Regions from separate parts of the Homo sapiens genome. Here region 1 is linked to region 2. The links are chromatin loops, found by intact Hi-C in ENCODE. Cell type or tissue: psoas muscle. All regions are shown on one strand.

Evidence for each region. Hi-C counts contacts between places; a loop is a spot of excess contacts. Peaks named below come from ENCODE experiments on the same cell type or tissue, not always from the same donor. Only the 100,000 strongest peaks of a DNase experiment are listed, where the experiment ranks them.
Region 1: it touches region 2 in a loop (2.2-fold over the local background); 9 of 110 quality-filtered maps call a loop at or near these places.

Annotation. Positions count from the first base shown.
Region 1 is chr3:149,019,483-149,021,982 of GRCh38, forward strand. The region is part of intron 5 of GYG1 (glycogenin 1); the gene reads left to right. Among named protein-coding and RNA genes, the nearest start is that of GYG1, 29 kb to the left of the region's middle. RefSeq lists an enhancer at 1,315-1,965. In psoas muscle, no CTCF peak of the experiment used is centred here; a DNase peak (open chromatin) is centred at 959; H3K27ac peaks cover 2,411 bases.
Region 2 is chr3:148,974,182-148,976,681 of GRCh38, forward strand. No RefSeq gene overlaps it. Among named protein-coding and RNA genes, the nearest start is that of GYG1, 16 kb to the right of the region's middle. In psoas muscle, no CTCF peak of the experiment used is centred here; DNase peaks (open chromatin) are centred at 1,220 and 1,770; H3K4me3 peaks cover 874 bases; H3K27ac peaks cover 2,165 bases.

The sequences.
Region 1 (2,500 bases), 45 kb after region 2:
AGCAGTCTCACCCACATTTAGGACCCCTTAAGATCCCAGTTTCTACTTTAAACAGCCTTACCAAGGGATTTCTTAAAATGAAAACTGCCCTGTCTATGAAAGGACTATCCAGTGGATACAGTTTTTTCACTTTGTTAGGGTAGAATAGGTAAAGAAGGTAATTTGAGGAAGGAGGATCCTTCCCCTGACTACAGGGAGTAACAGATTTAGAATTAAAGAGATACTCAGGGATTCATGAAGGTAGAGATCAGTGCCTGAGTCACAGTGAAATGCAGGGTGTGGATTGTTTCCAAATGGTGTTCTTGTTGACATTCAAGAGGAAGGCCACAGGCCATATGGAGAGGTATTTAACCGGCATGGAGCTGGTATCCAGGAGGGCTGCAGAATCCTCTTGAACCAGTCGTGTGGCGGTCCAGAGCCATGCTGGGATACGGACAGAGCCAGAGGCTCAGGTGTATATTCTTGCCTGCAGCAGAGGGCAGTCTGTGTGCAGGTGGATTGGACCATTGTGCCCTTCCTCTGCATGAGCTCTGACACCCAAATCCAGAGACAGGAGCTGGGGAGGCCCTTAGACAATGTCCAGCACAGTCTACTTGTGGGTCACCTGCTGATCTTAAGCACCACCCATTTCTTGTTGTTATTCCATTTTTTCCTTAACCTCTGTTGCAAACTGCATCCTTCTGAAAAGTCTTTCTTCAGTCTTCTTGAATGCTAAGTTGCTTACTTCATAATATGCTTTCCTATTGGTTACTTTCTGTTGCTGGGACCTTAACTATACTTGGGGGATTGCCAGGATTCTTAGGCATACCTTTTTCACTTTCAAATTAATTGTCCATAGGCAGGAGTTAATCCATAAATTAACAAACGTCACTCTCAGACAATACCCTTATAATTCTGGGAATGTCTTACAATAGCAGCCTAGTCATGGCTAAGAGCCTTGGCTCTGCAGCCAGACTGCCTGGATGGAATCCCAGCCTTGTCACTCACCAGCCATGGGATCCTGGAGAAGTTATTTAACTTCTTCATGCCTTGGTTTCCTCACATTGTCATTTTGGAGATTAACTGAGTAAACCAAGCAAACACTAACCAATGCCTGCGACATATGAATACTTTATATTCTTATTATGAGCTCTTATTATTACTACTGCTTAGTCATTAGTAAACTGTCAAGAGAGCAGGTTAGAAAAGAATAGTTTACACTATATTCATGTTTTAACTTATTTTAATTAGTATTACTATCATGTTATGACTATGTATGACATTTATATTAAGTCTAGGCAAATCATGGGCGGAAGCTTAGCAGTTAAAACAAGAGGATCAAACAGTTTAATACAAGAGGATCTAAGTAGGTGCTGTGGCTCCAGGCCGGGAAGTTGAGTCAGGAGGGGTGGGCGTCCGAGGAGGTGGAAGGAATATCTCATTCTTATGTACTCTGTTTCGGTTTTAGGCTTATGGGTTTGTATTGCTAGGATGGGGCAGTGCCTTCCCTCCACTCTGCAACACAGGTGTCAGATCTCTGTGGTGGGTTCCCCCATCCTCATTAGAACATTTGTTGAAGGCAGTCATCTGACTCTTTCCCATGCATTGTCCCTGCCCCCACTTCCTGCACAAAACCACCTCTGAAAATCCCACCTGCATTCATTACTTTGGAATTTCAGTAGCCCTTAATGTCAGTACTGCCCTGATAGCCCCAACTTGTCACCTTGCTTATTTTTATGCAGATGACCCATCTTACTGTTTGAACAAAAGCCTTTTGGGGCCACACACTGAGCATAGTGCCATATGCATAATAGTTGTTATTTAATCGATAGCTTTATCTGTGCACAAATTTGGGCATTATGATTTTTATCCTTTTAAGGATTAAATAGAGCAAGAGTGTTGTGTGTGTTACATATACTTACGTGTATAAAATAAAGAGTAAGCTTGGGGATATCAAATATCCTCTTCATTTATCAGAAGAAACAAACCGTGGAATGATCAATTAACCTTAAGAGGAAAGAGCTTTACAAATAGGCTGTATTTTTCTTGCATGCTTTTTGGAGCAGCAGCAGCATGGTAGGATGGTAAGTGCTCATGCCTTAGAGGTAAAACCATGTCAAACCCCATCTCTGCCACTTAGTTGTGTGACCTTGGGCATCTCACTTCAGTCTCTCACAGCCTCAATTATCACATTAGTAAAATTTACCTTGTAGAAATATTATTATTCCCCATCATGTCCTTAAAGAATTTGGTCTCCAAATATAGTAAACTCTGATGATAGCTTTTTAACCAGTTCCTAACTTTTTTTTTTTTTAATAAACTTTAGGGGATAGGAAAGGTTACACGAGTTTGTATTATTTTGAACGGTATATCATGCTCAAATATCTTGGTTGCCTGTAATATAAATCTACTGAAATCTAACACTTGAGCCCAGTACCTGAGGTTCTGTCCCATTTTACTTTTCTTTCCCTACTCAAAGCCTCCTCTCTGGCTCTAACAGAGGATACCTGGTCTAGCACAC
Region 2 (2,500 bases):
TTTTGAGAACAAACTTCTTAATAAAGCAACATGTTTTTAGAAAACACATTGATTGAGGCCTCACTATTTTGTGCACAGAGCTATTATAGTAACACCGAATTCTTGGAACCATGAATAGCTAGTGCTGTTGTGGCCATTCATAAATTGAAGAGGTGTTAATGTAGAAGTGGAAATTTACTCAGTGCTTGTTCTTAACTTTTAAAGGGGTATTTAAAGTTTATATATATATATATATATATATATATATATATATATATATAGAGAGAGAGAGAGAGAGAGAGAGAGAGAGAGAGAGAGAGAGAGAGAGAGAGGGACAGAGAGAGAGAGAGAGAGCATTTTTTTAAAAATAAGGTGATAGTCCCAGCACTTTGGGAGGCCGAGGTGGGCGGATCACTTGAGGTCAGGAGTTCGAGACCACCTGGCCAACATGGTGAAACTCCGTCTCTACTAAAAATTAAAAAAATAGCCAGGCGTGGTGGCGGGCGCCTGTAATCCCAGCTACTCGGAAGGCCGAGGCACGACAATCACTTGGACCAGGGAGGCGGAGGTTGCAGTGAGCTGAGATCACGCCACTGCACTCCAGCCTGGGCAATAGAGGGAGACTCAGTCTCAAAAAAATAAATAAATAAAATATGAAATAAAATAAAAGTAAGGTGAGAACAAGTGCCTTTTTATTATTACACACAGATCAATATGGTCTTTGAGTTGTAAAATATTTCCTCACTTCTGCTTTGTGTTACTTGATACATGCTTCTGATTGCTTTCACTTTTGGTTCTGATGAACTGGCAAGTTCTTTACTTTTGGAGTTTCTTGTGATAGTAAGATATATGCTCAGTTCCAAAAATATTTCATGTTTCTTTCTGTCAAATTATCGAGATAATTTTGTATTTGGGTTTAAACAGATTTAAAAAGTTACTGAAGTATTCACCATGTTAATCTCCATCGGCAAGTATTTAGGAATCACGGTCTGTTAATATCTATATTCTAGAAACAGATTTGCAATCAAAAGTTTCAGAGCTTGTGAACAGACTAACTCTATATAGCATAGGCTAACCTTGAGCCAAAGATTTTTTCCTGCCAGTTTGCATCAGGAAAACCCCTTCTGCAGCTCAGGATCTTCCTTGAATACTACAGAGCTGAAAGCTGTCACCAGAATTTGATACTACACCATTCTATTGCCAAACGGGGCGCTGCAGCCAAAACAGCTTGGCCACTGTTAAGCACTACCTAGCTTTCGGCCTGGCCAAAAGCTTAGGAGCAGTGACAGTATCTAACCTTATTGGGCCTATCAAAAAATCAGCATGTGAACTCTTTGGCAAGTTCTGTTGGTGTCAGCCGAGGGCAGCACTTTCTGGAAGCAAGTGAGTTCTACCACAGGGAGTGAGACAGAACTTCCCGGCCATGGGCCCTGAAATGGTACTCATTTAAACGTCTGGTATGTTAGCCTAGCATTGGATTCACCAAGAAACTGTGAGACCACTGTATGTGAAACTCACAGGGAATATCTATAAGAAAGGTACTTAACATCCTTGGGACATACGGAAGCACCCCCTTTTATCAAAGATAGCACTTCTGACAATCTATCTAACAGACCACCTGGACAAATTGATTTTGGAAAGAAACAGCATTTGTCTCGAAAAGGTGTTTGGCTGCTTTTTGAGGTCAGGAGAAAAATACTTCAGAGAGCCAGAGGCCTTGCTGCTAGTAGTTTCCAGAGACTCTGCTCAGCTGGTAAGGACAGCTGTATGTGCGCTGGCTGTTTCTGACACACCCGATACAGACAGCACGATGTGTTCCCTGCCTGCAGAATCTTCTGGATGGGAGGATTAAAAGTTAAATAATCAAGAGAATCAGAGAATTAATCAAGACTGATGAATGACGTTTAAGGTGAAGTTTTAAATAAGGACAAAACTGGAAGACAGAGGTTAGCATACGAATCTATAGCCTTTTAGGATTTGATTTTTCTTCTTTGGAGGTTTTAGAACATTTTCCTTATACTTTTATTGGTTTCTAGAAGATGGAAAATTGGATCCAAACTTTCAGGGTTAAAATCGATAAACTATTGTGTGATTGTCTTAGTTTTAAAAAAATATGAAAAGAGTTATTTGGGGCAGTATTTCAGTAGAGAAATGGGCTTTATAACGGACTATAAGAAAGGGATGGGACAGGCCATTTTGATGTACTTTTGAATTATTTAATTCTTGAATAGATAATATTTTAATCAATTAAGAATAAGTATAAAAAGGTCTATGGTGAAAAAATCTTCCTCCCACCCTTGTCCTACTCCTCACAAGTAATAATTTCATGCATAAGAAAAATGTACACATAAAATCCCTTTACCCCTCTTTTTTCATGCAAATCACAACGTCCTATACATCTTGTTATGTGATACTTTGCTTTTTTACTGATAAACTTTATTTTTTGGAGCACTTTTAGGTTCACAGCAAAGCTAAATGCAAAGTATTATACTTTATAATACTTTATAGTTCCCATTATACC